2 separate regions of the Homo sapiens genome follow, and region 1 is linked to region 2. A link is an interaction called in ENCODE POLR2A ChIA-PET data of the cell type or tissue named here. Cell type or tissue: HepG2. All regions are shown on one strand. Links, peaks and the distances in the headings refer to the core of each region. The heading gives the core; the rest is flanking DNA.

The links. Peaks named below come from ENCODE experiments on the same cell type or tissue, not always from the same donor. Only the 100,000 strongest peaks of a DNase experiment are listed, where the experiment ranks them.
Region 1: POLR2A ChIA-PET joins it to region 2 with 7 read pairs; 1 of 35 experiments calls an interaction of 5 or more read pairs at or near these places.

The regions. Positions count from the first base shown.
Region 1 is chr11:111,916,609-111,921,981 of GRCh38, forward strand. C11orf52 (chromosome 11 open reading frame 52) reads left to right here and starts at 2,305. Exons shown (of 4, transcript NM_080659.3): 1 at 2,305-2,396. The coding sequence starts at 2,365. HSPB2-C11orf52 (HSPB2-C11orf52 readthrough (NMD candidate)) reads left to right here. Exons shown (of 5, transcript NR_037651.1): 2 at 2,070-2,396. It also overlaps a transcript of CRYAB not described here. RefSeq lists an enhancer at 2,137-2,431. In HepG2, for the core only: a CTCF peak has its summit at 2,200 (motif pointing right); DNase peaks (open chromatin) are centred at 1,393 and 2,293; H3K4me3 peaks cover 1,966 bases.
Region 2 is chr11:112,003,917-112,009,289 of GRCh38, forward strand. The region is part of intron 17 of DIXDC1 (DIX domain containing 1); the gene reads left to right. Among named protein-coding and RNA genes, the nearest start is that of DLAT, 19 kb to the right of the region's middle. In HepG2, for the core only: a CTCF peak has its summit at 680; a DNase peak (open chromatin) is centred at 2,325.

The sequences.
Region 1 (5,373 bases), core at 242-5,241, 87 kb before region 2:
ACAACGTAACTTGAAATTCAACATCTAGACCTAAAATTATTATTCCAGTCATGGATTGACTGGTACAGACTTCAGTGGAATAATCAATATCCTTGTTTATCACTTCAGGCTTCTATTAATGCTGCTTTAGGCATATGAGGTTTTCTGGCTACCACAATGGTCTATTCCTCTATTGATTTCTTTGGAGTTTCTGGTCATCTAAAAATCCCTTAGGTGATTTCCTTTCCTTTTCTTTTCTTTTCCTTTTTTTCTTTTCTTTTTTTTTTTAGAGACAGAGTCTCACTCTGTCACCCAGGCTGGAGTAAAGTGGTGTGATCACAGCTCACTGCACCCTCAAACTTTCTTGCTCAACCCTCCTACCTCAGCCTTCTGAGTAGCTGGGACTACAGGCACACATCACCACACCTGGCTAATTTTTCAGTTTTTATACTTTGTAGAGATGATGGGTTGTTGCTATATTGCCCAGGTTGATCTTGAACTCCTGGGCTCAAGCGATCCTCTTGCCTCAGTCTCCCAAAGCAGTGGGATTACAGGCATGAGCCAAGCCACTGTGTAAACCCAGCTGCTTAGGTGCTTTTTAAAACATTACAGAAGGGGTGACTAAAAAGGAACCAGATTATGGAGGGCTTGGAGTGCCAGGCTAAGCAGTTTGAACTGTATCCTGTAGGTGATAGGAAATCATTAATGGCTTTTGAACTGGGAGGAGAAGGAGTGGGTAACAAGATGAAAAGGATACAGTTAATGGTAGAGTAGAGTACAGAATGGATTGCATGGAAGAAGCATGGCCATGAAATAGTGCAATGATTGGGGCACAAGAAAAGAAAGTAAGATGTGGGAACCAGGCGTGGTGGGAGGGTCACTTCAGGCCAGAAGTTCAAGTCCAGCAGGGGCAACATAGCAAGACCCTATCTTGGCCAGGTGTGGTGCCTCACACCTGTAACCCCAGCACTTTGGGAGGCTGAGATGGGAGGATTGCTTGAGGCCAGGAGTTCGAGACCAGCCTGGTCCACATAACAAGACCCCCATCTCACATTAATTTAAAAAAAAAAAAAAAGACCTTGTCTCTAAAAAGATTTTTTTTTTTTTAATTAGCTAGGCACAGTGGTGTGAGCCTGTAGTCCCAGCTACTCGAGAGGCTGAGGGGGGAGAATCTTTTGAGCGTAGGAGTTTGAGGTTGCAGTGAGCTAGCCACTCAACTCCAGCCTGGGTGACAGATTGAGACCCTGTCTTTAAAAATAAAAGAAAGAAAGAAAATAAGATGCTTTGTAATAATAACAACAATGCCTAACTCTTACTGAGTGTGTCCCATGTGCCAGGCCCTGCACTAGAGCTTTATTTTTCACCACAATCCTGTAAGATTGTCACTCTTACCCATGTTTCATAAGAGGAGGAGTTCAAAGTCCAGGGTATTCTCTGTGGAGTGCAGAGCTGAGTGGTGGGCCCTGAACATCCACTTAAAGGACAATAACCAGGCATCCGAGGAAAACACTAAAAATGGGGTGAGAGAACTGAACACAAGAATGATGGGTTTCACAGATTCTCGTAGAGCCCATATTTTCTACTGGTGAGTGCGGGTGAGTCTAACTTTGGGTTACTGGAAGGAGACGCAGAGTTGAGGGGTAAGTGGAGAATCAGTAGTTCTGAACTGTGGATAAGGAAATGAGTGGTTAAGAAGTGCTGAGGCCATCCTGATCATAGAATCATCTGATTTTATACCAGAAAGGGGATTAGATTCAGTTTTTTTCATTTCACAGCCCTAGAAACTTAGGCCCTATAAAGGTTAAGTGATTTGCCCACATCGATTTCAAATAGCAAGGGAGAATATATGAGGAACCCATTTCCCCAAACTTAAGTTTCCAAGAGACTCCAGTATCCCAACCCAGATTCTGTACAAAAATAATAAGAAACTGGTACCAATTGCCTCGAAAGTGAAACTCAGTTAAACCTGAGTGGTGCTGAGCAAACTACTACATTAGGCACTCATCTATTATAGAGGATATATTTCAAAGACAGAGTGATGTAATGGAGAAGCATTTCGTAAGGAAACCAAGAGCCCTTTTCTATCTCAGGTTTCTTTTTATTGAAGCTTGAAGCTCAAGTTCATGGCTTCATCAAAAGACGCTTCAAATCCTGAAGTTGAGATAGCTCTCACCTGGAGCCCGTGTGTTGTTCTACCCTTTGGCTGGGAACACAGTCACCTGGGAATCATTCCAGCAGGTGGCTTCAAAAGTCCAACCTGCTAGGTTGAAATCTGACACTGACACAGACTCCGGGAGCTGCCGCGGAAAGCTCAACCAGGAACCCGGAAATGCACAAGCCTCTTGATGCATAAAAACAGCTGGGCTCCCTTGGAGACAGAGCGCCATGGGAAACCGGGTCTGCTGCGGAGGAAGCTGGTGAGTAGGCTGGAAGGGCAAAGGGGAACATCTATCTCTGTTGGTGGATGTAGAGGCCCCGAAAATCAGAGGACCTGGAGATAGTTGTCTGCCAGCCTCCCACTGCCACCTTCCTCTGCCTGGTACCTCCTTGTTCCAACACCAGAGCAGCACCTCCTTTCAGGAGGCCTTAGAAGACAGAGCCAAGTGGCTGGGCGCGGTGGCTCACGCCTCTACTCCCAGCACTTTGGGAGGCCGAGGCCGGCGGATCACGAGGTCAGTAGATCGAGACCATCCTAGCCAACATGGTGAAACCCCGTCTCTACTGAAAATACAAAAATTAGCTGGGCATGGTGGCGCGCACCTGTAGTCCCAGCTACTCGGGAGGCTGAGGCAGGAGAATCGCTTGAATCCGGAAGGCGGAGGTTGCAGTGAGCCGAGATCGCGCCACTGCACTCCAGCCTGGCAACAGAGCGAGACTGTCTCAACAACAACAACAACAAAAAAAAACAGAGCCAAGCTAGCTGTCTGCGGAATGGCCAGAGCAGGGCAGGAATATTGAACCGGCATTGTTTTTCTGTGCCCTCTTCCTCCCTTTCCCCTTCTTTCCCTTTCTTCCTGGATGAGAGTAATAATTGTAGCACTTGAGAGCTTTCTATGTGCCAGACATTTTACAGTCTCATTTAATTTTTCCAATACTTTATGAGGTAAATGGTTTTGCCCCTCCTCCTATTTTACAGTCAGCTGAGAAACTGAGGCTCAGAGAAATTAACTAACTTGCCTAAGGTCACATGGCTGGTAAGCAAGTAAACCAAGATTCCAACTGAGGCCCACCTGACTTCAGAGGCCACCTTTTGAACCACTGCATAATATTGCCTCTTAGATCAAGCAAGTCAACTTTGAAGCAATGTTTATTTAAAAGGGCAGAAGTGCCAGGCGTGGTGGCTCACGCCTGTAATCCCAGAACTTTGGGAGGCCGAGGCGGGTGGATCACGAGGTCAGGAGATCGAGACCATCCTGGCTAACACGGTGAAACCCCATCTCTACTGAAAATACAAAAAATTAGCCGGGCGTGGTGGTGGGTGCCTGTAGTCCCAGCTACTCGGGAGGCTGAGTCAGGAGAATCCCTTGAACCCAGGAGACGGAGCTTGCAGTGAGCCGAGATTGCACCACTGCACTCCACCCTGGGTGACAGAGCAAGACTCCGTCTCAAAAATAAAATAAAATAAAATAGAATAAAATAAAATAAAATAAATTAAAGGGCAGAAGTGGTCGGATGCAGTGACTCACACCTGTAATCCTAGCACTTTGGGAGGCTGAGGCAGGCAGATGACTTGAGGCCAGGAGTTCAAGACCAGCCTGGCCAACATGGCAAAACACCATCTCTACTAAAAATACAAAAAAATTAGCCAGGCATGGTGGCACACGCCTGTAATCTGAGCTACTTGAGAAGCTAAGGCACGAGAATCCCTTAAGCTTGGGAGACAGAGGTTGCAGTGAGCTGAGATTGCGCCACTGCAGTCCAGACTGGGCAACAGAGCGAGACTATGTCTTGAAAAAAAAAAAGAAAAGGAGTTTGAGACCAGCCTGGGCAACATAGGGTGGCCCCATCTCTACAAAAAAATTAAAAATTAGCTAGGCGTGGTGGTGCGTGCTTGTAATCCCAGGTACTTGGGAGGCTGAGGCAGGAGGATCACCTGAGCCCTGGGGGTAGAGGCTGCAGTGAACCATGATCACACCACTGCACTCCAGTGTGGGTGACAGAATGAGACCCTGTCTCAAAAATGAAAATAAAAATAAAAGGGCAGAAGTAGGAAAAAGAAGAATATCCATGGAATATCTGAATATGACTTTCACACTTATTTACTATGTGACCATAGGTAATAAGTCCCTTAATTTCTCTGTATCCATCCTCACATGTAAAATGTAGATAATACATCCTACATTGTGTAGATCACAGGCTTATTTTGAAGAGCAAAGGATATAGCGTATGTGAAAACCTCATAATAAATTATCTGTGGGGTTGTTACTATTCTTTCCCAGAATTTTCATCACTGCCATGCCGTAAATTCCTGGTCCTGGTTTTATTCTGTCTACTGCCTTCCATGCCTGGGGCAGATCTGGAAGATGTCATGTTATAAATAAAGCATCATTATATTTAGATAGACAAGTGAAGTGCATTGGAAAACACACAGGTTTTGGAGTAGTACATTGGATTCAAGTCCTGCCCTACTACTCATTCATTTATCCATTCATTTATTAAACAGTGTTTATTGAACATGTACTACAGGCACAGTGATAGACACAGAAGACATAGTAATAAAAGGACATTTGGTCCCTGCCTTGTTGAGTAAGAAATACCCTGAAGGTCCAACATTTGGTAACTGTCTAAATACATGGCATATCCAATTAATGGGAAATACGTAGCCACTTCATAAAGAATGTTGGAAGAACACCTAACATCATGGAAAATTTTACTCTTTATTAAGTTAGTAAAAAAGGCCCTTCATTAACCCGTCTGTAAAATGGGAACAAAAATATGTGTTTCCTGGAATGTCAGGATTGAAAAAATAAAGCACCCTTTAAACTCTGAGGTGCCCTATAGACATAGGACATCTAGAAGCACAGAAAAGCTTCTAGAGAAGGAGATGTAACAGCTTCTTTTATTCTCTTTCTTCCCAAGTGTTGGTATTCTTTTTTCATTACTGATTAGTTCTCTGATGGTGATAGTCATTAGTGGTCAACTTTTACTCATGCTTATTATATGCTAGGAACCATGCTAAGTATTTTACATTTCCTGTTTTATTTAATCCTTACAATAATCCCATGAGGTCTGAATTATATTATCATACTCATTTTTTTTTTTTGAAACAGAGTTTTGCTTTATCTCCCAGTATGGAGTGCAGTGGCACAATCTTGGCTCGCTGCAACCTTAGCCTCCCAGGTGTAAGCGATTCTCATGCCTCAGTCTCCCTAGTAGCTGGCATTACAGGTGCGT
Region 2 (5,373 bases), core at 260-5,259:
GCCTGTAATCTCAACTACTTGGGAGGCTGATGTGGGAGTATTACTTGTGTCCAGGGATTTGAGACCAGCCTGGGCAACATAAAAAAACCCCATCTTAAAAAAAAAAAAATTATATATATATATATATATATATGTATGTATATATATGTGTATATATATGTGTGTGTATATGTGTATATATATGTGTGTGTATATGTGTATATATATATGTGTGTGTATATATATATATCACATGTAACCTAAAAATACGTAGAACTGATATGTATCAATTTAAAAATTAATAAAATATGCTTTTGGTTAAAAAAAGGTTGGCTGTGGGGATAGAGTCTAAAGAAACCCTCCCTCCCTCCTTCATGGAGCAAGGGAGCAGCTGCCACTGCAGGAAAGGCATGAAGCCACATCCAGACCATTCTCGCTTACGGAGCAAAGCCTTAAGCCACTGTGGAAGCGAAGTAAATCCTGTTGACCCCTCCGTCCCTGCTCTAGGCAAAGGTGAAGACCCATTACAGCTAGTGGGGATGGAAAGGAAAAGGAACACTACCTTGGCAGAGGGGCAGGAAACTATCTTGGACTCAGATTGTAAGAGGTCGCCTACCACTGGGGGAGGGACAGGATCACTGAGAAAACCCCACTTAAAAACTGGGGCTGCGTCAGGACAACAGAGAAGCACTGCTCATCCCCCACCACCAGGGGAGCAAGCACTGTTCAATTAGGAGCAGTGGACTGCTTCTGAGGCAGGAAACAGCATACAGAGACTGACTGAGGCACAGGCATATGAGGAAAGCCTACAGCTGAGGGAGGGGAAGGAACATTGAGGAACGACCCTCCAACAAGCAGCTGTCCCTAAACCTAACTCTAGAAGACTTGGAAAATGGTGGTGCACTGAAGGTAACCTTAACAAAAATCTCAATCCCAGCTCAGCTTCTGACCAAATTAACTCAACTGTCCCTACCGATGGCCTGGAAGAACAAACAGTGTGCCCATTTCTAAACAGATACTTTTACCTCTGTCTCTCCTGTCTTAACATATGTCTGGCATTCAATAAGAAATTATGAGGCATCCACAAGAGCAAGAGAAAAACGAAGCCACTGTGAAGAGCGAAAGCAGTCAACAGAATCAAACTCATATATGACAAGGATGTCGAAACCATCAGACAAGGAATTTAAAGTAACTGATTCATATGTTAAAGGCTGTAGTGAAAATGTTGATAACATGCACATACAGGTGAGGAAGACTCAACTACTGTTTATAGGAAACCCACTATAAATATAATGATATAAATGGATTTAAAAGTAAAAAGATGGATAAAGATATACCATGGAAACACTAATCAAAAGGAAGTGTGGTTATATTAGTATCTGATAAAGTATACTTGAGAACAAGGAATCATTCCAGGTATAAAGATGATACATAATAATAAAAAGGTCAATTCACCGAGAAGACATAATAATCCTAAATGTGTGTATACCCAATAACAGCTTTGAAATACCTGAAGCAGCCCAGGCACTGTGGCTCATGCCTGTAATCCCAGCATTTTGGGAGGCTGAGACAGGAGGATCACTTGTGCCCAGAAGTTTGAGACAAGCCTGGGCAACATGGTGAGACCCTGACTCAACAAAAAAATAAAAAAAATTAGCCAGGTGTGGTGGCATATGCCTGAAGTCCTAGCTACTTGGGAGGCTGAGGCAGGAGGATCACTTGAGTCTGGGAGTTGGAGGCTGCAGTGAGCTGTGATCACACCACTGCACTCCAGTCTGGGCAGCTGGGTGACAGACAGAGTGAGACACTGTCCTCTCCCGTCCCCCCCTCAAAAAATACATGAAACAAAAACTGAAAGGAGAAATAGATAAATCTAGTTACAATTGGAGGCTTTAATATTTCTTCTTTGCAGTAATCAGTAGAAGTAGTGTACAGAACATCAATAAGAATATAGAAAACCTGGGCCGGGTGTGGTGGCTTATGACTATAATCCCAGCACTTTGGGAGGCCAAGGCGGGCAGATTACTTGAGGTCAGGAGGACAGTGGGTGTAGCCCACGGAGGGTGAACCAAAGCAGGGCAGGGCGTCGCCTCACCCAGGAAGCGCAAGGCGTTGGGAGATTTCCCTTTCCTAGACAAAGGAAGCCCTGACAGACTGTACCTGGAAAAAACGGAACACTCCTCCCCCAAATACTGCGCGTTTTCAACAGTCTTAGCAAATGCAGACCAGGAGCTACTATCCAGTGCCTGGCTCGGTGGTTCCCACACCCACAGAGCCTTGCTCACAGCTAGTGCAGCAGTCAGAGATTGAACTGCGAGGCAACAGCCTGGCAGGGGGAGGGGCACCTGCCATTGCTGAGGCTTGAGTAGGTAAACAAAGCTGCCTGGAAGCTCAAACTGGGCGGAGCCCACCACAGCTCAGCTAGGCCTGCTGATTCTGTAGCCCCCACCTCTGGGAGCAGGGCATAGCTGAACAAAAGGCAGCAGAAACTTCTGCATACTTAAACGTCCCTGTCTGACAGCTCTGAAGAGAGCAGTGGTTCTACCAGCATGGCGTTTGAGCTCTGAGAACGGACAGACTGCCTCCTCAAGTGGGTCCCTGACCCCTGTGTAGCCTAACTGGGAGACACCTCCCAGTAGGGGATGACTTACATCTCATACAGGCAAGTGCCCCTCTGGGACAAAGCTTACAGAGGAAGGATCAGGCAATATTTGCTGTTCTGCAATATTTGCTGTTCTGCAGCCTCCACTGGTGATACCCAGGCAAACAGGGTCTGGAGTGGACCTCCAGCAAACTCCAACAGACCTGCAGCTGAGGGACCTGACTGTTAGAAGGAAAACTAACGAACAGAAAGGAATAGCATCAGCATCCACAAAAAGGACATCCACACCAAAACCTCATCTCTAGGTCACCAACATCAAAGACCAAAGGTAGATAAAACCACAAAGATGGGGAGAAACCAGAGCAGAAAAGCTGAAGATTCTAAAAACGAGAGTACCTCTTCTCCTCCAAAGGATCGCAGCTCCTCACCAGCAAGGGAACAAAGTTGGACGGAGAATGACTTTGATGAGTTGACAGAAGTCGGCTTCAGAAGGTCGGTAATAAACTTCTCCGAGCTAGAGGAGGATGTTTGAACCCATTGCAAGGAAGCTAGAAACCTTGAAAAAAGATTAGATGAATGGCTAACTAGAATAAACAGTGTAGAGAAGACCTTAAATGACCTGATGGAGCTGAAAACCATGGCATGAGAACTTTGTGATGCACGCACAAGCTTCAATAGCCAATGCGATCAAGTGGAAGAAAGGGTATCAGTGATTGAAGATCAAATTAATGAAATAAAGTGAGAAGAGAAGTTTAGAGAGAAAAGAGTAAAAAGCAACGAACAAAGCCTCCAAGAAACATGGGACTATGTGAAAAGACCAAATCTACGTTTGATTGGTGTACCTGAAAGTGACAGGGAGAATGGAACCAAGTTGGAAAACACTGTTCAGGATATTATCCAGGAATACTTACCCAATCTAGCAAGGCAGGCCAACATCCAAATCTAGGAAATACAGAGAACACCACAAAGATACTCCTCAAGAAGAGCAACCCCAAGACACATAATTATCAGATTCACCAAGGTGGAAATGAAGGAAAAAATGTTAAGGGCAGCCAGAGAGAAAGGTCAGGTTACCCACAAAGGGAAACCCATCAGACTAACAGCGGATCTCTCGACAGAAACTCTACAAGCCAGAAGAGAGTGGGGGCCAATATTCAACATTCTTAAAGAAAAGAGTTTTCAACGCAAAATTTCATATCCAGCCAAACTAAGCTTCATAAGTGAAGGAGAAATAAAATCCTTAACAGACAAGCAAATGCTAAGAGATTCTGTCACCACCAGGACTGCCTTACAAGAGCTCCTGAAGGAAGCACTAAACATGGAAAGGAACAACCGGTACCAGCCACTGCAAAAACATGCCAAATTGTCAAGACCATCGATGCTATGATGAAACTTGCATCAATTAATGGGCAAAATAAGCAGCTAACATCATAATGACAGGATCAAATTCACACATAACAATATTAACCTTAAATGTAAATGGGCTAAATGCCCCAATGAAAAGTGACAGACTGGCAAATTGGATAGAGTCAAACCCATCGGTGTGCTGTACTCAGGAGACCCATATCACGTGCAGAGACACACATAGGCTCAAATAAAGGGATGGAGCAAGATCTACCAAGCAAATGCAAAGCAAAAAAAAAAAAAAAAGAAAAGCAGGGATTGAAATCCTACTCTCTGATAAAACAGACTTTAAACCAACAAAGATCAAAAGAGACAAGGCCATTACATAATGGTAAAGGGATCAATTCAACAAGAAGAGCTAACTATCCTAAATTTATATGCACCCAATACAGGAGCACCAAGATTCATAAACCAAGTCCTTAGAGACCTACAAAGAGACTTAGACTCCCACACAATAATAATGGGAGACTTTTACACCCCACTGTCAATATTAGATCAACGAGACAGATTAACAAGGATATCCATGACTTGAACTCAGCTCTGCACCAAGCAGACCTAATAGACATCTACAGAACTCTCCACCCCAAATCAACAGAATATACATTCTTCTTAGCACCACATCACACTTATTCTAAAATTGATCATACAGTTGGAAGTAAAGCACTCTTCAGCAAATGTAAAAAACAGAAATCACAACAAACTGTCTCTCAGACCACAGCACAATCAAATTAGAACTCAGGATTAAGAAACTCACTCAAAACTGCACAACTACATGGAAACTGAACAACCTGCTCCTGAATGACTACTGGCTAAATAACGAAATGAAGGGAGAAATAAAGATGTTCTTTGAAACCAATGAGAACAAAGACACAACGTACCAGAATACCTGAGACACATTTAAAGCAGTGTGTAGAGGGAAATTTTTAGCACTAAATGCCCACAGGAGAAAGCAGGAAAGATCTAAAATCGACACCTTAACATCACAATTAAAAGAAATCGAGAATCAAGAGCAAAGAAATTCAAACGCTAGCAAAAGGCAAGAAATAACTAAGATTGGAGCAGAACTGAAGGAGATAGAGACACAAGAAACCTTTAAAAAAATCAATGAATCCAGGAGCTGGTTTTTTGAAGGGATCAACAAAACTGATAGACCGCTAGCAAGACTAATAAAGAAGAAAAGAGAGAGGCATCAAATTGACACAATAAAAAATGATAAAGGGGATATTACCACCGATCCCACAGAAATACAAACTACCATCAGAGAATACTATAAACACCTCTACGCAAATAAACTAGAAAATCTAGAAGAAATGGATAAATTCCTGGACACATACACCCTCCCAAGACTAAACCAGGAAGAAGTTGAATCTCTGAATAGACCAATAACA